Linked DNA regions of Mus musculus: regions 2 and 3 are each linked to region 1. The links are chromatin loops, found by intact Hi-C in ENCODE. Cell type or tissue: heart. All regions are shown on one strand. Region 1 has its middle 33 kb from the start of 4930504C09Rik. Region 2 overlaps Khdrbs3 (KH domain containing, RNA binding, signal transduction associated 3). Region 3 has its middle 98 kb from the start of Gm31550.

Region 1 (8,000 bases):
ATAGAAGAAATCTCTGAAGTCCAATATGCAAAGAACCTCAATTTTTCATGAGCCTGAGGGTTCTTAGAATAAACTCCCAATATACTTCCAGAAAGTAACAGAGTAGAAAACGATCTTTATTTTTTTATTTTATTTTTTTTGCATGTTGAACCTAATTTGTAGAGAACAAAATATGGATAAACATCTTTTGCTTCGGCTCACTGCTAAGTTATTGTGGAATTTAAAGTCAAAATTGTTCTCTCCTGTTTTTCTCTTAACTAAAAATCCCCAAAAAACCATCTGGTATATCCTGAATGTTGCTATATTTGCATTCATTCTGTATATGGTTCCTCTGTCCAGCACAAACTCTTCTAAAGCACTTTGCTGTGTATTATCTATCTGGGCCACCTCATAGCTAGGGAGAAGTCTCTACTCATATTCTACAATAGTGAAACTAAAATTCTGTGTGCTATAGTCTATAGAGCATAGTTCAGGCTGGGGTTTAAATATGCTCTGCCTGCTCCTCAGTCCTATGCCTTGCTTTTTCATGAACGACAGCTTGCTCTCAAGCATAAGCATCTGAATGCCACCTTCCCTAAATAGTCATGTTTTCTTGGGGTGTAAGGACTATGTGCAGATATGCATTCAGAGGTCTATCAAATGCATTGGGTCAAATTCACTTGCCAATTCAAGCAGTAAAACCATTGAAACAAATAATTGCCACAAACTTCTGAAGACCTCAAGCAGGCTGTAATTTGAGTAAATTCTTGAGGTTTAGTTTTAGTCACTCCTACAATTTGCCTGCAGCTGAGCAATTATTCATAGAAACAAAATGTTGCCCATCTTACCATAGGTAGGCATTTCTACACTATTGATTTTTGTCAAATCACAGCCAAAACTAATCAAATCAGTCTTTATCCAATGGGACTACTAGCAATATATTTTATACATTCAAACTGCCTTCTGCATATATTTCCTACAAGGATGTGAGTTTTTGGATATTAACGTGAATCTAGTGTTTTACTAAAGGAAAAAGTCATATCAACGAAGAAGTAGTCCAGTTTGCATGCTTCCTCCCATTAAGGTACACCTGACACATGTCCCTTCCATTGACATTCTTCTGGTTGGTTCCATATTCACTTTAAGACTGGTTAAAATGCATCCTTCTTCATCTCTTTTGTTTGATGTACAACTAATATGTTAATTATCAAAGGCACAGTCTTGACTCTTAGGAGGCATAGTTGGAATATCAGATGGAAATTGAGACCTTGCAGCATGTGACATCCTTTCCTGTGACAAAGCATGTAAATGCGGAGACAGTCTCTTGCTGGAGCATTTGCTGACTAAGCACACAGATGAAACCAGCACTCCCAGGAATATCAGTGTGCATTATCTACAAAACATCTACATATCTTCTTAAAGTAGAAGGGTAAAGTGATAGATTCCAGTATTGAGGTAGGACTTCTCAGGGGTATTCAATGGTCTCAAATGGTCATATTCTAGATGGTAGCAGCTATATCTGTATTTTGGAGAAAGCTTCCCTAATATGAGCTTTGTAGATTGATGAATGATAATTAAATAATAATTTCAGCATGAACATCAGCAAATGACAACAAAGTGAAACAAATAGTAGCAAGAGAGAGTTTATATAACATAAATATGTTGTATAGAAACAATATATTTAACCCACCAAGGCTTACAAATAATGGAATTCTAAGAAACAAAGTCAACTCCTATGGAATATTTAAAGAAAAATGGCATCATCCAGGAGATGAGCAAAATAAGATAATGTCAAAAATATGGGACAGATATAAGTATGTCTAGAATAAAATAACTGCAGAGAGAACTCAGTGGATGGTTATACCACCATTAGCATATGAAATAAACTGCTTTTTTATTAGATATTTTCTTTATTTACATTTCAAATGTTATCCCCTTTCCTGGTTTCCCCTCCAAAAACCTCTGTACCCTCCCCCATCCCTCTGTTCACCAACCCACCCACTCCTGCTTTCTGGCCCTGGCATTCCCCTATACTTGGGCATAGAGCCTTCACAGGACCAAGGGCCTCTCCTCCCATTGATGACTGACTAGACCATCTTCTGCTACATATGCAGATAGAACCATGAGTCCCACCATGTGTTTTCTTTGACTGGTGCTTTAGTCCCAGGGAGTTCAGGGGATACCAGTTAGTTCATATTGTTGTTCCTCCTATGGGGATGCAAACCCCTTCAGCTCCTTGGATACCAATGCCTGACAAATACAAAAGTGGATGCATCACAGTCATTGGACAGAGCACAGGGTCCCCAATGAAGGAGCTAGAGAAATAAACTGCTTATCAGCACTCCTCCTCTCCAAATAAAGGAGTGTTAAAGGGACAGTTTTAATGGAGGAGGCAAAGATTACCTCCTTGAAAATGTGATAGTTGAGTGAAGATATCAGTGATGTGAAGGAGTCAGCCATAGAGACATGAGGAGAAGATGTCACTGCTTAAGGTGGAATGCTCATGTTTTATTCGTTCAACTCTGCAGCTTCTACCATCCCTTATAAGCTTGGGAGGCAGTATGATGAAAACGAGACCCTTCATGGCATTTTGTGAACTTTGATTCCATCATCTATTGAGTAGCTACTGCACAATCCTTAAATGCATAAAAATATGATACGCAGGCTAGAATACAAGCCACTTTGAGTCTTCCTTTCCCATGAACCTTTAATATGTCCTCCTTTTTCTGTAGTGAAACTTCTCAGATAATCAAATGGTCATCTTTCAGCGTGTACATGGAATTTGTGCTTGGATCACCACATGGAAACCAACATCTAGTCACATAAATCTCTTAAGTAAAAGGATAGTGACTCACTCTTAAAAAGCTTCTACCCAGCCTTGACTGTGTGCTATCCCTATCCATCTTCTTTCTCCATCCCTCCCTCTCTCTTTCTCCCAGTCCCCTAACCCCTAATCCCTAACCCTGGCCCCCAACCCCTAACCCCTCTCCATAACCTAGCCCTCCCTCACCACCCCCTCTCTCCTTAGGTCAAGCCTATAATAAAACGTCTATATTGTGGCTCAAGAGATGACTAGCAGTTAGGAGTTCTTGCTGATTTTGCTTTTGGTTCAGTTCCATCACCTACAAGGTGACTTGCAACTACCCATAACTCCAATTCCAGAGGATTCGATGCCCTCTTATGATCCTTGGGTTCTTACATGAATTTAGTATGCATGCATACACTCAGTTGCACACACCTTAAATAGATAAATAAATGAATGAATCCATATCAATGTTGGATGGATATGGTGGCCCACCTATAATCTCAGTGCTCAGGAGGCAAAAACAGGAGATTCCTAAAGCAAGCTGTCCAATTAGAATAGATAACTTGGGCAGCTCTGGGTTCTGTGAGAACTACCTCATTATATAACACGGAGAAAAATCAAATAAGACATCCAAGATCAGCCTCTGGTCTCTACATGCATGTGCACATACACACAAGTATGTTCACACACAAATAAGCATACACATACAAACACACAGATCACTCACACACATATGCATATGCAAAAACCTGTAACAAAGTCTTTTATTTGCAAACTCTAAGTCACAGGGCTTGTATGAAACCTACCTACCTCATCCTATACTCTAAGTCATCTCTAAATTACTGATAGTACATGCTAAGGTATAAATGTTCATTTAAATATTACACTGCATTGTTCAGGAAATGATAACAAGAAAAACATTGCATGTGTTTAGTAACTGCTTAATACTTTTTGAGACAGTATGGTTATATAGCTAAAGCTAGCCTGAAATTCATAATTCTCCTGCCTCAGTCAGCATCTAGAGTACTGGAACTACAAATATGTGTCCCCATGCTTAGCCAGTTGCTATACTTCCTTGAATGTTTTAAGTCCACAGTTACTTGAATCCATATATGCAGAACCTACTGACACAAGAGCCAACTGTACAAAGTGCTCTAGGCAAGGAGCAAGAGCATGCTGATTTTTATCAAAATTATTTCCCTAGTCCCAAAATAGTCAAAGTTTTTTTCAGCTATCCTTGGCAGGCAGAAGGATGAGCATATATTTTTAAAAGTGGCTTGTGGGAGGGGAAGAGGTCATTAGGGGCATTCCACTTAGGAATTTAAGGGAAAAATAACTTATTTATCACAAGAGGAGACAGTTGTGCTTCTGCATCGCCTTAAGCTTCGCTTTTCTTCTGGGTTCCTATTAGCTTCAGATTTACTGTGGGGAGATGTACCGGCCCCAAATCAGCCAAGATAAGAGGATCCCTGGCGAGAAATGAGCAAGAAAGACAGGAAGCATCACAGAGGGCCAGAGAAAGATTAGGAGAAAATGCTGTCCTAGCAGCCGTAAATAAATCATTTGCTAAAAAGGATATTTGGCTAAATTGCCTCCAAGTGTATATCCCCAGTGGGCATTTTTGATCAGAAAATGCAGAGTATCGCATCATAAAAAGATTTAGCAATGGCGACTGTGCTGCCTGGGAACCTAGGAGTTACAAAGAAGGGCGTTTTGTGCTACCAAAGTCTGGCTGTGGCTCCAATCATACTTTGTGAATTACTGAGTGACCTTATGCCAAAAATAAATCCAAGGCTCTCTCCTTCTCGTTATCACTTGGAACCTGGAGCACACAAATTCCACTGCACAGAGGTGTTAGGGGGTTTAGCCAAGTGTGCCTGACTCTTGGCAGGTGAACGAGTACCATTGTTCTCCTCACACTTTGTTCTGATATTGTGTCATATTGGACACTATGTTATCAGCAGGGGCTGCAGCATTTTTATCAAAACTCGTTATCAACTATGAAGGCAAAGTAGGTGACTTTGAAATGCAGCTGAAACTCTGAAACTAAGGACTCAGATCCCAATTTCCCAAGACCAATATCTTCTTCCTGACTCCTGGGAAACTGTCCACTTGCTCCAAATGTGTCTGTCTCCACAGCCCAATTCTTGCCAATAGTGTGCAAGTAGAAATAACCACTCAAAAGCTCCTGGTAGCTGCTACATACTAGAACTAAGTTTATTTAATAGGCTATTAAGGTCCTCACCCAGAACCTTAATACCAGAATGGGCTTGTACCACTATATATTCTATAAAAGACATTGACAGTGTTTGCAGTGTTCTTTGTGAACTAAGTCAAAATAATAATCTTTGTTTTACAGAGGGAAGTCAGGATAAGTATCATAAGTATCATAAGTATCAGTAGTGATTGTAAAGAAGAAACAGACCTGCAGATCTAGACCAATTCGCATGGATTATGAGAGCCACTAAACAAAATGGGTCATTTGTGGACCTGCCACTAAAGTACAGTTCTGAAACTGGAGTCTTCTACAGTTCCAAGCACCTCTTGCTCCATGGGTCTTTATGTTTCCAGTCACCACTCTTCCCTCAAAGATAACAATGAAACCATCATAGCTCAACACCTCCTGGCTGTCCTATACATCCTCAAAACTTGTTTTATATCTGATCTATACAAGCCATTCAGTAAATATTAGCTGAATGAATGAGACTATCTGTATTTCGAAATAACTCTAATACTAGGCCACCTCCAATCATTAGCTAACCATATTTCAATTTTGGAAACTTAGATTGAACACTAGAAGGAGATAAAATACTCAAATTACCCTGATTGCCCAAGACTGCCAAAATTTGACATCTGGTATTTAGACAAAGCTTAAATATATTTTATTGTCCTGCTTAAAAGCCACGTGTCTCCTCTGGATATTTTCATTTTACTCCTTTGCATAATCCTTTCACGGGTCCCTTTCTTCTTCTCTGCCCTTACTCTATCCCACTCACATCTGTAAACTGGTATAATATCTACTTCCAAGTTTCTAGGATTTTATTTTACTTATGCTATATTTGTGATAATGTCTGACATGTAATCAACTCTCCAACTGAAGTAGAATGTCATTATTTCCATCATATTTAACCTTTGCTACAATTTTAGCAGATGAACAGTGATTAATTTAATGGCAATTGAAATGTCTAGCTTTGGATGGAGAACTTCTGAGTATATAGTCTCTGCTGATCCATTTTCCTGAGCTGTGAAAGAAGTCAGATATGGATTGGAATTATATCTGTCCACTGAGACAGAAAAGGAAATAAGAACCAATATTCTCCTACAAGAATACACTCTCATTCAGTTGGAAAGGCCAAAACAACTATCATCGGTTGTTACAATTAAAGTGGGAAATGGCCCGTTGAGAGCCAGCATAAATAAATAGACCATCTAATGTCTAGGTTTCATGTGTCCAAGTGTCACATGAGAACCAGGCATGGGGATATCTGGAAGCTCTGACTTAGAAATTCAGAAACACAACTCTGTAAAAAGGGAAAGGCAAAGAGGGAAACATGAACTGATTTCATTGGCAGATATCAGGCCCAGCAACATGGATCAAGGCTCAGCATTTTTAGAAAGACAGAAACTATGCAAGTATAAGCATTAGAGGACATGACCATGGTGGCTTAGTAACAAAAGACATATTTTATTGATCATCTGTAATTTCTCAGGTCTTTTATACTGTGGTTCAATTTATTTCTGACAACAGCTCCTTACGGCTAGTATGATTATCTCTCTACAATAGTCAAAGGTACTTGGGCTCAGAGAAGTTAAATAATTTCTCCTAAACTGTCAGCAAGTAAGAAAGAGAACCAGATTTTCAATGTCACTTCTTTGCCAAACAAAGTAAGTGCTCTTTCCACAGCGTTTCTGATTTTCTAAAAGCTAAATACACTGTTCAGAGCTTCACTTTCTCAGTCTAAAGAGGTGATTCTCCGCCTTCATAACCTGCAACCTTTGATCAGTTCTTCACATTGTGGTAGCCCCAGCCATAAAATTATTTCATTGCTACTTCAGAGAAGTAATTTTGCTACTTTTATGAATCCTAATGTAAATATTTGATACTCAGGATATCTGATATGTAACTCTTATGAAAATGTCATTTGACCTGCCAAAGGGGGTCTCAACCTACAGGTTGAGAACCACTGGTCTAGAGTATCCTTAGAGCAGATCTGTGATTTAATGTGATGGTTGAATGGTTACTTCCTCTAAAACAGTTTTGAGTGAGTGACCATTTTGACGGATATTCTGGTTTCTAGACTCGCTGTTTCTGTTGGGTAAGCATGTATCCCTATCATTTTAAATGCCTGCACTTCACTTGCTTCTCAGAAGACAAAATCTCTCTCTGCCTTTCCATAATTATCTCTTCACCTTCCCTTCCTGCACCCACCTAACTCCTGCACCCATCTCTGGGGAGCAAAATCCTGCTCTTTTCTGAGTGCTTCTCTCTGATGACATACACTGGACTGTGCTTTACCAAGCACTATTCATGCAGTGACAGAGTAATATGCTTGACTTGGAAATGTTCCCATGGTACCCAGAAATTTATCACCAAGGTAAAGACAATGATGGAACACATCACCTATTCATGAGCCACACCTGCCTCTCTGCGCACCACTGATTCTTATTGTCCCTATTGGGTAATCCAGGTGCTTAGATGAATTTTCTCAGACACAGCTAATTTCATGCAGAAAATTGAGTTGATATTTGCTCATACTATTGACTATGTAGCCTGATGTCTATGATAGAAATGAACTTTCCTCTCAGCACAGGACAGGCCCATAGTACAACCATGAGCCCAAACAAACCTCTTATCCTTTAAAATCAGGTGTTTGCCATACTCACTAAAAACTGACTAATAAAAATCTTCACTTAGCCTTTTTTTTTTAAATAAAGGAAATAAGATGGTAATGCAAAGTTAATTCCATTTAAATTTCCAGTATCCCCATTAAGTCAATACCAGCATTTCTATTTTGTAGACAAATATGCTAGAACAGAAAGAAGTATTTTAATCAAATCTCTAATATTTCTTAAAATTTTTATACATGTAGACAATGTAATAATTACATTCACACATTCCTAATATCCACTAACCATCTGTGTTCCTATATAACAGGTACCTTTTTTTGGTTTATTTTTTGAGACAGAGTTTCTCTGGCTGGACAACCCTGGCTGT
Region 2 (8,000 bases), 260 kb after region 1:
TCTTCCAGAGGTCCTGAGTTCAATTCCGAGCAACCACATGGTGGCTCACAACCATCTGTAATGGGGATCTGATGCCCTCTTCTGGTGTGTCTGAAGACAGTGACAGTGTACTCACCTATATGAAATAAATAAACCTTAAGGAAAAAAAAAAACCACCTTTGCAGGCACAGTTTTATTTAAGGATATCAAAATGCTAACTACCTTAACTTGGCCATTATGGATTTACTTTTAAAAAGTATGTACAGACTCACTTTATTTGATTTAGAAAAAAACAATGATCTAAATAGAATGTTTCAAATTGTTTCAATTTTATAAAACATATCAACATAAATGAATACTACCAACCTGCAGAACTAAGGTTTATGTAAATTATACATGACTGCCATATACAGTTGAATATTTTGTCACAAAGTAAGAAATGAATACAAAACGGGAAAAGTCATATAAAAGAAATAAAAGTGTAACACAAACAAGCAAGCCAGCCACAATGTTCTTCAGAGTTAACAACAAACGACTAACTTCGCTAGGATCTTCCAATGGCCAATACACACTGGCCACTGTAAAAATAAATTATGAGGTGATATTCATTATCAGAGACATAGCAAAACAGTGACATGAACTCTGACCAAGGACTAAGCTAAAAGTTGGCAATAACTAATAACAGGACCATATCTAATCATTGTTGAAAGTCTTCCTGTAGCTCCTAACAAGGTGTTGCTGGCACTGTGCTCGCACCATGGGTGGAGATCTTCCAATGTGTAACGTGTGTGCTCGCACGCAATGGAGTGGGAAAGAGAGAACAGAGAAGCAAAGAAAACAACCCTTATAATTCACCATGTCAAAGACAGGCACTGAGGGAAGACAGACCAGACCAGCGAAGAAAGGAAAAGGAAGTTCAATGTAATATATAAAAAAGCGAGCTTTTCCTTTGCAAAGAAAGGTCACTAAATATTATTCAGAATGGACACAAGGTGTAAAGCAATGTAGGAACAGAAACAGACCCTTGCATCCAGGGAGGCTAAGGGCTGGAATGGACATGAGTCAAAGGGATGACGATGGTGATGATGATGACGACGATGATGATGATGATGATGATGTATCAAGAGCCACTTAAGGATTGCATATCTGGGTTTTGAGTGACATCATTACCTTGTGCTGCAGAAATCCCTGTCTGGCAATACTGCAGAAAGGAAAGGATGACCTACAAAGCCAAGTGGTGCACAGAGGTCATTGTGGGGATGGTTTTAACTTGGAAACTACACAGGTTACAGCTTCTGTACTAACATGTTAGAAGTCTGGAAATAATGTGTAGTTCAAGCAAAGAGTTCTGACATATATTTAAGATTGTAAGTGACTAAAATTTAAAATTTTAGCTAATGTTATGCAGTGCACTCTTTTATGTCTATAGCTGTGCCATTCAATCCTTGCTCAATTATTCTGCCAGGTTATTGCAATACTGTTTAAGGACGCAATTGGTAGTTCACTGAATTACTAACATAGACGTTTTCTATTTCACAATATGAATCTGTGGCTCTCTTTCATGATTTCATTATTGGACTTGGCTACGAGGTGTATATTTTGTACTTCTTCCAACCATAGCAATGATATCTGCTCAATGGACAGCATATGGAAATATGGGACACCTAAAGACAAACATGACAGAATAAGGAAGAGCTGACTGACTCACGCTCTTCTATTGATTTTCCCAGAATGCTGGGGATAAGAAGAGTCTCAGACTGAGGACAAGGCTGAGTGAGCATTAACCAGAGAACGCTGGGCAGGCAAGTGAACAAGAGTAGCTGAGGAATGGTGGACCGTATGAGGTCTGCAAACACTGTTTTCCCCCTATTTCTTTTTGTGAGACTATCTCAAGTGGCCCAGGCTGGCCTGAAACTTAACGTGAAGTAGAGGGTGACCTTGAACTCCTGGCTCTACCTCCCAAGTGCTGGGACGATAGGCCTGGGCCAGCATGCCAGCCTTTGTATGCTTTGTCTGACAATTTAATGATATTTCAACTTAGCTATCCACTTGTCTTCTCTTTCCCACTTTCTTTTTAAAATTTTATCTTCCAATGCACAAAGCCACTGGTTGGTCATGTTTCCCTTATTTCCTATATACTTTTATACGAATACATTCTTTTTCAGGTACAAACAGCAGTGAGTACTTTATGTGCTATAATTTAACATGCAATTGAGTGGAGTAATGAAACAGCACAGAAAAGATGTGGAGAGCTTGGCTGAGTCCCATATCTAAGGTACTCACTGTTGTAGGACTTACAGGAGCTCACTACACTTTACCAGCACTACTCTGATGCACCAGAGACTTCTTTACACTAGAGATCTTTGTGTTATTTCTCACACTTCTGCATTTCCTCTTAGAGACGATTCTCTTTTATGACATGCTAGGTAGGCATCTACTTCTCTGCCTCACTTCCGTGCCTCCAGTGTAGAAACCTAGCCAGTTCACCAGGTGCCTGTACCATCTCTCTGCCCTTGCTGCCTCTTGGCCTAGTCAGCTTTCTAGGCTGAAGTTCAAGTGGGTGGCTTCAATTCTGTTACAACATTTCAACCACATGAAACAGTCCATTGTGCCCGTACAATGGCAGCATTTGACCTAATGAGCACATTTCTGTAACTACTCCTGGTGGATGGCTCACCTTGTGTTTCACTTACATTATGAACTCACAATGTCTTAAAAGATCCCTTCAGATCAGGCACAGACACACACAATGAGGACGCAGTAATGCTCACTGTTCTCCTGAGCAGAACACTGGGTAAAAGCAGGACAAACCACCTTGATTCCTCTCACCTAGTGCCGTGATTATTTTCAGCTTCTTCCCAGTTCTAGCCATTCCTCAGATGACCAGAAATGACTTAACTGTATGGCAGAAACACATGCCAAGTCAATTACTGAATTGCTCTTGAAGTATCTAAGGAGCCCCTGCATGTTATCTGGAGGCATACAAAGGCATGCCCTCAACTACCTGGCACATCCATGTTAAGTGCCCCGGCCTTGCTGTCTTGCTGGTTTTCCAACCATCCAGTAAATGTTCTTATATCCTTAACCTATCTTACACACCCCACTCCTCGGCACTGCAATATGAAACCTGAGGTCTACCCTACACAGTTCATTAGAACCTTTAGTCTCTCTCGTATCATTTAGAATCTTTCAAAGGGACAAAGCATGGACTTTGCATTTAGCTCTTTAGTGTCTTCATCTAAACACTGTTCCATACATACCTAGCTAAAATGCAAATCTAGACTTTCTGTTTCCTAACTTGCACTGTGGTTCCTGGCTCCTAAAGACACAAATCAAATCGGCACCTGAGTGGGCCCAGGAAGGAGTCTGCTTCTCATCGCTAGTCTGTCTACATGTTCTTTCCTCTGCTGCCTACTTGGATGACAGATGCTAGCTTGAAAACTGAATTATCATTTTGGACTATCATATTTGTTATCATATTTGATATCATATGTGATAACTCACATATATTTGGCAACTGTAATTATTTTTCTGACTCCTTTCTTGCCTCTAGTCTACAAAGTTCCTGTGAGTTAGGATCAGCCCCTCCCCTCCCCTCTCCTCTCTGGTCCTCCCCTTCCCTCCCATCCCCCAACCCACCTCATGTGCACATATCATTATACTTTGTTCTTATTGGTATCCCACTGCCCTCCCTTACATCACCCAGTGGGTTTTCTTTCTTCTCCCAGTTAGTCATTATGCTAGGCTAATCAACCAGATTCAGGAAGATAAATACTGTTTGTTTTCTCTTACAGGTTTAAAATTATGCACGTCTGTGTATATAAGTGTCTTTATAATGTGTGTATGCCGAGCACTGGACTAAAAGAGAGATCATGAGAGAGAGCCTCTTCTGTGAGACAGAGGTGATAACTGAGTGCATGCAAAGCGAGTGGGGGCGGGGAGCACATGCAGGCAACATGGCAACATGACAACACCTGCTGAGCCACTGCTATTGATGACCAAGTAGCAGAAAAGACAATAAATACTTCCTTGTGGTGAACGCGAACCCAGGCAGGCAGCACTACAGAAGAAAGCAGGCACGGTGCAGATTACAATGCTGAAAACCCTGATACTCAGACTGCATTGACACCGTTTTTGGTGAATGCTCAGTATCAGACTTCTGTGCTCTGCGGATGATGACCTTTAGAACTCGATTCTATTTCCGAATGCCAGAATGACGTCATCAAAACCTGTTTAAAGGCATACAGGGAGCTGTCCGTGCACACTCACTACAAAGCTTGCTTCTTCTTCATCAAGCGCACATCTAAGATTTTCTGCTTAGAAACAGCACCGGGACAATGGACCCGAGTGGACAACAGGCTACAGAATGAGCGTGTGTTCTGACACACGTGGAAAACCTCCCTGGACCACACCCAACCTGGCACAGGTCCAAGTAACAAGAATACTTGCTCTGAAGCCATCTTCCAGGACACAAGAAACAGCATGGCCTACCCAGTTTTATTTTTGTCACAAGTAAAATCAAGCATAGTCTTTAAACCTGGGACAAGCATTTTAAATTGAGAAAATTTATAAGTGTGATTAAAAATATTGCTTTGGTGTGGCATCCTTTTAAAGGGAGATAATTATATTATGGATACTTTCACTTCGACTAGGGTGACAACTGGCCATTTCAAAAGGTGAGAAGTTTCCACACAGATGCAGTGCGAAAAGCTTCAGCAAATTTAAGGTTTACAATGATTATGTTGAGTTTATAAAGCAAATAATAAAGACTTCACAATTTAATTGTAGCCGGAACCTGGGAAATAATATCCTGGGCAATGTGGCTTCAAAAGTATCTTTAGTGATAGTGAACAGAGGAGCAAAGTGGTTTGGCCTTCCTCCCACATCATCTGCATCAAACCTGACGTTTTAGCTCTGGGATGTCATGGGCACCTGTTGACCTTGCACTAATAAGCGGGGATTCAAGGCTGCTCCCATCAGGCTCTGCGGATGTGACAGCCACATTCTGAATCCACTTGCGGCACTGGGTGGGTTGCATAGCTGTGGAGATGTCACTAACCCCTCAGAACCTCAACTTGGCAAATTGCAAAGTGGGAATCAAAACGCAGTGGTTACTACTTCCAATGGTTGTGTAAGATTAATCAAAAAAAAAAAAAAAAAAAAAAAAAAAAAAAAAAAAAAAGCAGGTGAATGTGTTTGGCCAGTACTTTCCTAATAAAGATGACTGCTTCATTTAAAGACTTAACCCTTTCAACTCTACAACCACTGAGTCAGAAAAAAGATCAAAGCTATCCAAGCACGACTTCTGTGAAAGTCTTAAAGCCTTGCCTGTCTGCATTTCCACGGTGTGAATTAAGAACTGAATGTGTGCACAGATTCTGATATGGTCTTTAGAGATATGCCTGCCAGCCACTACAGAATGTCTTCTTCTGACTTTGCGCCTAACGAAAATAGAAGGACACTGGTTGGATTTTCTAGGTACTCACAACATAAAAATCAATAAACAGTGACACAGTTAAATTAGAAATCTTACAAGCAAAGGGCAGGCATAACTGTAACTGGGGAAACAATTAACTGTTAAACTAGAAATGCCACGATGGCAGGAAAGATGGGGGAGCTTCTCAGAGTGTGCATGAAAGAGGATCTCACTACTTAGCTCAGGCTGGCCTCAGGCTTGTGCTCCTCTGCCTCAGCCTCTTCAGCGCTGTTGCACGTATGTGTAAAAGTTTCTCTACTGATCCTGAATGTGACTGATATGTCCAGCACTGCTGGAAAACTTGCCAAACAGAATCCAACAAAAAACCCCCTGTCATCGCACACCTGAGATTCTTGCATCAAAGAAGGCAACTCTCTTAGTTCCTGTGGGGGAACTACATTCTGGACTCTAATTCAAAACCCAAAGGATTTACCAGCTGCTGCACCCAGGTCTGTTGGACCTTCCATTGTCCCAAGCTCTGATTTGTCCCAAGGTCCCATCAGCCTCTCTGCTACCTTCCTTAGGACTTACCACTAGCTCACGGCTGCTCAAACAGGGTTGCAGAGTACGAGCAGATAGATCTCCTAAGGCACCAAGTAGACATAAAATCAACTTTGCTCCCGTGCATCTGGACTGATAGCAGTCAGGGACCACCCTTGAGACAATTTCTGATTTAGAGGATGAAGGGCTGAGAAAGGATGCCACAAGAAATAACCAGTCAAGAGTATGAGTTAAGTGTTCAGACTCTCGCTTTGTCTATCTGGTGAACTAGTATCTTTCTTCCTCTTTTCCTTTTTGAGTTTTTATGTATTTAAATACCCTCCTTTGTTTGCTGGTTTTTCTCCATCTTCTTCTTCAACCCAGCAGGGGAGCAGATTTTTACTAATACCCAGTACTTATATCAGGTCTTTTCTGCCACTATGCAAGCAAGCATCCAAGGCTACACTCTGAATGAATACATGGTTGGCACGGATGGATGTCATGGACCTACTTATGCTTTCACGTGTTCTCTGTCTGAGTGATGACTGGCCAAAAGAGGCAGGCCCAGAGATGCCAGCTCTATGGAAATAGGAAGGCGCTGCGGGCCCACCAATGCAGAGGTGGACCTGAAAGCATTCAGCTTTAAGTTCCGTACGAATTTTCCTTGCTCAGTTTTCAGAGCTCACTGAGAACCCTTTAGATCACTCAGTCCCAGCTGAAGGGACAATGAGCTGCTCTGCTTCAAAAGGCAGTACTGGGCCCAACAGTTAAACTCTCTTCATTTGCAAGTTGATCAAATGTTTGAGTGTTTTACTCAAGAGCAAAGTGAGTCATAAAATGAAAGCCCTAAGTACTCAGCTTAGAGACTGTCACTGAGGGGGCTCAGCTGGTCACACACCAGGAGGAATGAACACCCAGATCGAGACATGGGACACCAACTGTTCTGAGAACTAACCCTACGTCATTTTGCAATTACTATCTTCTCCACCATCATGATTTCCAACACAAGCTGAGGGTTTTAATTACTTGAGTTTTATGCAGGTAAGAGTCAGAATAGCTACGATCTGGGGCCATGTTTTTTTCATTCAGTGCGATGACTTGTGGGACCCAACCCCATTGCTGTACATGGCAATGACTGCTTCCTCCCCTTGCTTTGAAACACTGCTGTGCGTGATCTGGCTGCTGCTTGTTTATCTCCTCCACCTGGGTCACAGCAGTCTTCAGCTTGTTTGTGCCTATGGGTTTCCCACTGAGCCTCCATCTGTACTCCCTTGTGTCTCTCTGTTGGGAGTTGCTTCAGCTGCACCACGGGTCCTGGCAGCAGGGGAGGATGGTGCTGTAAGCAGTGTACAAACTTTTTCCAAAGCACACGTGTACAGATTTGCATTCCCACAGCAGTGCAGGACATGTCTACTACTCCAAATCCAGCCAAGACCTGAAACCACCCCTTTTCCCTGCTTATCCCTGGCTGGTACGAACTGTTCTGGTGGTCTTCCATCCTGAAAGATGAGGCTCTGCTGGTAAAGGAGACAGAGCCCGAGTCAACAGCAGCCGTACTTGGGTGACAGATAGAACCCCGAGTATTTTTCATATGATAGCATCCCTAGGTAATAAATGCTACCATTCCCAATTTGTAGATGGAACTGAGGCAGAACTAGATGAGCCCAGCTAGCTGGGTGGCCTAGTTTACTACTATATCTGCCCCTGAGCCCTTCACCAGCCATCACCAGTTGGTGATATAGTTGCATTTTAAACTGTTACCCAACAGTTTTATTTGTTGTTGTTTGTTTTGTTTAAATATTCAAATTCGAGTGTAATAGCTCTGAAGTGTCTTTTAGGACCCACATCTTGTCATGCACCTCACACTCTATTTATCCCCAAATAAACTATACAGCATAAAACATCTCTATGAGGATAAAGAGGACAACAAACTTTATCAGTGACATACCTGCCATCAAATTCCTAGTCTGTGGACCACAGCCTTCTCTGGGTATAGGAGTCTCCAGAGAAATCTCTCCCAGCTAACCTAGGCTACCCCATCCTAGGGGTACTAGTTCCCTACCCG
Region 3 (8,000 bases), 190 kb after region 1:
GGAGTCTTATTAGCCTTTGTACTTAGGTGACAATTCCCAAATAAATATTGTTCTATTCGTCTGTCTATCCTTATATCCATGTGCCCATCAGTCTTATGGACAGCCATACCTATACAGTCTAATAAGAAATGGTGAGCAATTACGTCCCCCACCCTACAATTAATACCAGCAGATTTCAGTCTTAGAGAGTAGTTGACCTAAATGCTTGGAAAGAGCCCCAGATATGATTTCTTCCTCAAAGGAGGTCATAGTCTAAAGAGACAAGTAGACAGAGGAAGGATTCTTGTTACAATCATGGAGTAACTGGAGTCACAGAAGAGGACCTGCTCCATCTGCAGATATCATATAGCACTATGCCCCGGAGATTCCAGGAATTGGAGAGATTGAGTTTCTGGATGGGTGCCTGGGCTTGAGTCCTGTCAGTTGTCACTGTTGAGATATAATTGATATGCGTTTCAGTGGCCTCAACCAGATAACTAGTTAAGGGTAGAGCTGTTTCAACAGTTAAAGCAGGTGAGAGTTGGAAGGGTCATCATATGTCTTATGTTTCTGGAGAGGGAAGGGTGCACTCACCTAAGAGGAGTACTAATGTTAGTCTGTGTAGACAATGGAGGGAACCTGTTCCCCCACCCTCATCTGGGCCTCATCGGCTGCTTTGTCAAAGCTTAAACTTCTCTTAAACAGGAGTCCTTGCTGATGAGCTAGCCCATAACCATCTATGTCGGACCACCACACATCCAGCTGCAGATAGACAGGTGACTGTCATCTATCAGTGCAAGCCCTCCAGCTTATCCTTGTCACCCAGAGTTAAAGCTGCCCCTTCCACTCTTTGAGGGATCCTTTATGGGGACACCAGGTAGGGTTGGAGAAGAGAGATTCAGGCAGCATCTCACTAGATCTCTAGACCTTGATCCAACTCCCCGCCCTCAAGCTCAGAGTCAAGGGCTGTGGATCATCCATCATCATTACAACCTGGTCATCCCGCCCTCGGAGTCACTGCCTGAGAAACTTCTGCAAGGAGTCAGACTCCAATGCCCGGATCGATTCTAAGTCTCGCTTGTTGTTTCTAATCAGAACAGCGCTGCCTGACACCATGTCCACTCTTCTCAGATCACATGGGGTTTTCTGAAAGGTGTGTGGATGATGATGAATTAGAGTGTGGGCTCAGACTAATGAAGCCCATGCGTCTTCATAAACTGGGACTGGAAAAGTGGCTGCAGATAGAACTAGGTGAGGAGGCATGGTTGCCTGCTGGTAACACCATCCACATCCTTTCCTGGGCACTGAACATACAGTGAGCTGTGACCCTGGTAAAGAATGCTTCATGCAGCCTTCCAGTGCATAATCAACCAGGAAGGGTGGAACTGTGGGGTGACAGGGATATGTGGAAGCAGGAAGATGGGATGTGAATGTGAAACAGAGATCCCAGCATCTTCCTTGTACAAAAAAGGATGAGTTATGCTTGACACATAGCCCAATCAGGATCAGATGAAAAAATTCAAAGCTCTTAGGGCAGTGCCTGGCTTATAGTCAGTGCTTTAACTATGAAAAAAAAAAGACAATACACAACATAATAAGGCCAGCACAGGCTTTCCACACATGTACCTCTCCATTGTGTCTGCCTTTTCTCTCCATTTAGTTACCAAGGCAGTGTTAGATGTATTCATGTGAGCTGTGACATTCAGTTCTCCCATCAATCTTGCAACTAAACAGAATTAGTCACATGTGATTCATGAAAAGACAAGCTCAAAAACTGTGAAGTGACCTTCCCCAGCCCCACCATCATAGGTACACCTAAGCGGATAACTGAATCATCAGTCATGGGTGGCTTAGGGTTGAAGTTCAGCAGTTAGAAAAACTTCTAATTTTCAAACATGTACTTCTGGCAAAAGAATTACTATTGCCACTATTTCACCATGTTAGCAGTACCACAGATGCTTATGGTGTAAGTACACCTCAGGCTCAGTTACAATTCAAGCCCCAAATTTCACGTCCTGTCCACTTGTGCAATGGAAATCATAAATGAACCCATACCCAACTTCATACAAAGCATCAGTGAGATACTGTGGAGGGGCTCCTGAGTCTTTGGGCCTTATAGGACTTCTCTTTCTCCATGTTGCAAGTCAACTTCATCAGGACAATGCTCATGAGTGCATGTCAGTGCCAAGTGTCTCTGTCCTCCATGACTCCTGAGAAGTTTCCCTACCTCGACTGCTGCACTGCTGTTCTTTTGTTTTGTTTTGTTTTGTTTTGTTTTGTTTTGTTTTGTTTTGTTTTTTGAGACAGGGTTTCTCTGTATAGCCCTGGCTGTCTCAGAACTCACTTTGTAGACAAGGCTGGCCTCGAACTCAGAAATCCACCTGCCTCTGCCTCCCGAGTGCTGGGATTGAAGGTGTGTGCCACCACACCCAGCAACTGCACTGCTGTTCTAAAGTCCAGCTCTCTATGAGAGCATGCAGCCTTTATTTATAGGAAAACCAGTGGGAATTTTCCTGCCCTGGGCAGATTCTCATGTTTCTTTTCTCTTTTCTCACTCTCTAAGCGATTTTGAAATGTCAGGATCCAGTTTCATCGTGATTGTGTGAGAGGAAGGCATACTTGACTCCAGAGTCATTGTTCAGGACACTGTGGCTTGGAGGAGGGGGAGCTTAACAATCACACTTCATGTTCACAGTCTCCCTCTCTATCTGTCAGTCCCTCTATCCTCCCCTCTTCAGACGTACATCCTTAGAAGGCACAGAAGTATACCCTGTTGAGTGCCCTGATACACCCTTCAACAAAGACTCTCTCTGACTCTGGCCCAGCAATATCAGCTCCACCAGGCTCGCCAACTCTGAAGCCCTGGAGTGTACCCAGGGATACCCCTGTTAGGACAAACTCAAGTGATACTGATATGGGTGAATTTGGGGATGCATTTGCTGCCAAAGGTGACTATTATGTGTTTCATTCTGGTGACAAAGTGGTCAAGTTGTCACCCTAAAGGAGGAGAGGTAGGTTTGGGTTCATGGTCTCAGAGGCTTCAGTCTCTGGTTTTTTTGGCCATGTTGGTCAGATCTATGTTGAGTTAGAGAACCTACTGCATGGAGCTCAGGGTAGAGCATCCTCTAGCAGGTGGAATGTAGAGATGAGGGAGAGATGGAGCCAGTGACTCAAGATGTTTTCCAAGAGCATTCTGTCAGTGATTGCCAAAGAGTACTGCTTGTCAGTAGTGACTCAGTCTTCAGCACATTGCCTTTGGGGCCACTTAAACCCAAATCATCATAAATACCTGGATGGTCCACACCTACCTGTGACTTTTCCCAAAGCTGTGCTTGATGTGTTCCTCCCAGCATCCTGCCACCTCTCAGTTTGCCTGACTCCAAACTTGAGTGTCCACCAAAGGTTTATAGTACGTAGAGGTGAAGAGGGAGTTCTCACTTCTGTGGCTGCTCCATTCAGTAAGGACAGGAATCCACTCTTTGTGGCTTCACATTACCCTCACAGTAGAGTTAGTTGTCAGTGTTAATGTTCTATGCATATTGTTTTATCTTTGGCTATGTGTGCTAGGCATCAGACACACACAATGGTTATCCCTGATGTGACTCTTTTGAGACTCAGGCCTCCTTGAGATGGAAACCACCTATTGAGGGCTACAGAACGACTGTCACACAAAAGGAGCAGGATTGCCTGAACAGGTGAAGCTGCATTAATACAGATAATATCGTCGGAGCTAGGAACTCACTGACTGCCTACAGTGAGATGCTTATCCCTGCTATGAAATGTTGGCAGGGTCCTTAAACTCACCAAGCATGTTTCCTTGTTGGCAAAAGACGACTGTAGGTTGTACTGCCGGCAAAGACATATTCATCCCTAGGAGTCAATGAATGATCAAACATCAGACATTTGTCCCAGTCTTAGCCAAAAGTCAGTGTTCTCTGGCCAAGCAACCTCTGGGGTCTACAGAACAGAAAACATTAATTTCATTGAACCTGTTTTTGAGTAGCCATGAGCAGAATCAGTGAGATGAGAGACTATGAGCATCAGGGGCTGGCCAGTGGGCCGGACAGCAGGAGAGAGAACAAGATCCCTGTCACTAGCTGTTTTCCTGCTCCCTGGACGAACACACCAAAGAGTCAACATGAAGGGTCACCAGCACAGCTAGACTGGCCGTCATGTTAACTATTTGGCTATAAATGGCTGGCCTGATCCCAGTCCTGCTGAATAGAGTCCTTATAGACAGAACACAGGATGTGCCTGGGAGCACCCTGCACAACTGGCTGTGTTTTAGTGCCTACATGAAACACTCTAGCTGTATGCTGGGCTGGGACCTGAATCAGGAGTGAGGATGCGAAGGTCTATCTCCAGGGCACTTCAATAAGGTTTTAGTGACATCTCCCCTCCCAGCACCTCAACTTATACTGGTCCCTGCTCACCCCAAGGTCAGATGGTGAAAGAATGCCAAGCACCTGGTGCTGAAGCAGCCTTACAAAGCCTCCACTTCTTTCTCCTCCTCTGCCTAAAAGACACACCAGAGGCAACCATTCTCAATGACTTTTCATCAGAAACGCCTTTTCCACAGCTCTCTTGAGTCCAACCTGGGATGAGGAGCCTCTGCTGACCCCCAAAGCTGTTTGCTCCTCTCCTCCCCTCCTCAAGCTTAGAGGCCCCTAGGCCAAATCCAACCCTGCCTCCTCTTAGAGAGGTCTGTCTGCCACTGTGTGCTGGTTGCCGCTGCAGAGATGCTCTGGAGGCTGTTCTCAATTATCTTAACAAGACAGACCAATCTACAAACTCCAGTCTGTAAACCATTAGCAGTCACATGTCCCCTGGGGCTTGTGTCCCCACAGCCCACCGTGGCAGTTGAGGACCACTGGGCTAAGCAGTTCATGCCTGCTACAGAGCAGCCTCTTTAGTGATTCAGTAGCCTCTGGAGGCAAGCTCAGGCAGAGAGCTGATAGGCAGTTATAGGGGCAGGACCCAGAGTTATTCCTTCCAGTCCTGACTGGCACTATCCACTCCTCCCCATGTTACCTCTAGGTAGCTTGCAACTAGATTAATAGCACAGAGGCAGAACCAACTTCAGCCTAAGGGCTGTGTACACAGGGTTTTTTTTCCTCTCTTTAAAATGATCTTTATTTTGTAGGTTTTTTTTTTTTTTGGTTTCTGTTATATGGGTTTTAATATTGTAAGACTTCTCAAATCCTTTCTAAGAGGTAGACAGAATATAAATGATAAATGAATAAACATATAAATAAATAAGGAAGATACAAGCATCTTTTCCAAAGCAAATTTTCATTCCTTCTTTGTGTCTGTCACTCAAGGCAAGTGCCCTGACTGTTGTCTGGCCCCTTTTATGCCCTTGTTCACCTCTATGTAGGAAGCTGCCTCACCAGGCTCTGGGATGCGCTGTTGTAGATATACCTCAGTACCCACATGAGATGGAAGGGGGGTCTGGATTATTAATGAGACTGTCTTAAAGGTGTGAGGTGTTCTTTGTTATTGGCCCTCCTAATGGGGTGTTGATAGAAAGATTAGAGGTGGTAGAAATTCCTGGGTCTCTAAGTCTGTGCTATTCAAACCTGTTCATTCCACAGGCATGATCAAAGCCAAGAGAAGCCATTGACCAGTGAGAGTATGCACTCAGGTAGAACCTGAAAAAATGACACTGGGAAGGAGACCCGGCTTTATTAGGTTTTACTTTGTCTTCTATGGGTTTCCCTGGGCAGGTTACCACTGAGGCTGCCTTCTGTCCAGTTAGGGGGAACTATAAAGACAATACTGACAGTCAGGGAGATGGTCAGTATGAGAGAGTAGGGGGAGTGGAGGCTGTCATTTGAAGCCCTTTGTTGATGCATTATAGGGGATGCTATCAGGTCAGAGTGGGTCCTGCTTGCAGCCTGGGGTCTCTCAGGGCTTGGAGAGGGAGTATATCCAGAGCGAGTTCTAGAGCCCTGGTTCCCCCCTGAGTGAACCCAATCACATTGGTAAGATTCCTTAGAAAAGGGCTGAGCACATGTAATAACAAGAAAGGTTGGGTGCTCCTCCCAAACTGAGCAATCTTGCATTTCTTCTTAGCTTCTGGATGGTCAGGGATCTGATGCAAAAACTGCAGTTCTCCATGTCCAAGGTAAGAACTAAGCTTGAACATCAATGCTGTAGAGATCAATGTAGCATCTTCCTGTGTAGTGATTGTTGGTGTTCAAAAAGTATCCATTTTTTTCTTTCTTTCGAGCAAAGGACTACTTCCTGAAGGTTATCCACCCCTGTAAAAGAGTCTTCCTTATAGCCAAGAGTGGTTGCTAAGCATGGCTCAAGAAGTAAACCAAAATGTCAGCCTTCCAAGGACACGTGGGAAGCTGGCTTTGCTGGGATAGGCCAAGAAAGGGAAACGGAAGTAATGGATAGAGCTCTAGCATCTCTCTTAGTCAATAATGTAACTTATTAAAATGAAAGTTCTCATTCAGTCTGATGACCTGACCTTCCAACTCTCCTGGTAACTAAGCAGCCAAGGAAATAGTAACAAATTCACCAGCCCTGCTCTAAGAATTTTCCCCCAGCTCTCCCGTGCGGCCCTTACATGACTCTGAACTCATTCTTTTGCAGCTCATTCTACAGATGAGGGTTCAGAGGTCTCCAAGAGTGACATGGCTTCTGAGACAATAGGGCTCATCTTGAGTTGGACTTGGTCTGGAAGCTGAACATCAATTACAGTGTCTAGACCTGTTCTCCTTCTCCTGAGGGGCATAGGGCACTAAGGCCAAGTGGTTTGTTCCAAGAATGTCTTGAGGGCAAAAGAACACTTGCTCTGGAATTTGGTCAGATCCCGTTTTGATCCACAGCTGCTAGGAGGTAGGGGTAGATGCCTACTTCATGACTACTGGCATGGCTACCCACCTTCCCTGTGCCTCTTAGTAGGGCTGTGGGCCCGGGGGGTCCAGGAATGCTACCCGAGTGTAGGAGAACCACAGCTTCACTGGCATGCACTGTCATTGTTATGTCATCATAAGCATCCTTCCGTTGACCATATGGCTGAGGCTATAGCAAGCTGCAAGGTGTGCTCTTCCAGCATGGTTGCTAGAGCCCTGCAGCATTATAAATGATGGCTGGAGCTGTTGATGTTCTGGCCTACACTCCTGAGGACCCTCATTGACCACAGGACACATTCTAGGTCTGAAGCATGGCAAGGGGTCTGACCCATCCTGGACTTACCTTGGTCCACAGTGTGAGCACTGCCCTGGTACCACACACATCTACTCTCCACCAGGCACACTTCTTCCTGCTCTCTGCTTGCAAGGCTTTTTCTTCTTCCCTACTCTACACTAACTCCCAGGTCTTGCCTCCTTTAAGATTGTTTCCCTTCCTTCCTACCCCATTCCTTACTCCCCACCACCCTGAAAACACTTCCCACAGGCTGTTGCCCTGTGATCCTCCACACACTCTGAGGAATGTTTCTTGTGGACAGTAAGCTTTATTCATTTCATCCTTTTCACCTTGAATGCTAGAATGCTCAAGGGCCTGGTTCAGGTATGTGGCCATCAGTCTTACCTGGCTATATATCATTTCTTCAACCTCAGTAACCTTTTCTCCACTTTCGCGTCTTTCCCTTCTATCCTTCTGTGCTATAATATGCATCGTCAGAACCCACCCTCAATCCTTTAGTGGAGGTGTGTGGGGGGAGGAGAAGGTGAATACCAAAGACAGAATTCAGTCAGTTAAAACTATAAAAGTCCACCAACTTCTATGAATTCATTTACGCACCAAATAAGAACAATACATTTCTCTGGAGAGGCGATGAGACAGCATGCTTTCTTCCCCTCCAATGTAAAATGTTGTTGGTAGTTTAGGAAAATGAAAAATAAATTGTCCTGACTTCTCCCTACCATTTATCTCCTGCTGAGGTTCCTCTTAAACAGCCTTTTAAAAAAATCTATCTGCAAATCCAGGTCAGAAAATTAGGAGTGACAGATTGCAGAGTGCACCTAGGCTTTCCAGCTCACAGCAGATGCAGGGGCATCAAGGCA

What was found. Hi-C counts contacts between places; a loop is a spot of excess contacts. Peaks named below come from ENCODE experiments on the same cell type or tissue, not always from the same donor. Only the 100,000 strongest peaks of a DNase experiment are listed, where the experiment ranks them.
Region 2: it touches region 1 in a loop (2.9-fold over the local background); 3 of 42 quality-filtered maps call a loop at or near these places.
Region 3: it touches region 1 in a loop (2.0-fold over the local background); 3 of 42 quality-filtered maps call a loop at or near these places.

What each region holds. Positions count from the first base shown.
Region 1 is chr15:69,299,948-69,307,947 of GRCm38, reverse strand. No RefSeq gene overlaps it. Among named protein-coding and RNA genes, the nearest start is that of 4930504C09Rik, 33 kb to the right of the region's middle. In heart, no CTCF peak of the experiment used is centred here; a DNase peak (open chromatin) is centred at 4,647; H3K27ac peaks cover 403 bases.
Region 2 is chr15:69,038,131-69,046,130 of GRCm38, reverse strand. All of the region lies in intron 6 of Khdrbs3 (KH domain containing, RNA binding, signal transduction associated 3), which reads right to left. Among named protein-coding and RNA genes, the nearest start is that of Gm31550, 25 kb to the right of the region's middle. In heart, no CTCF peak of the experiment used is centred here; no DNase peak of the experiment used is centred here.
Region 3 is chr15:69,111,922-69,119,921 of GRCm38, reverse strand. No RefSeq gene overlaps it. Among named protein-coding and RNA genes, the nearest start is that of Gm31550, 98 kb to the right of the region's middle. In heart, no CTCF peak of the experiment used is centred here; no DNase peak of the experiment used is centred here.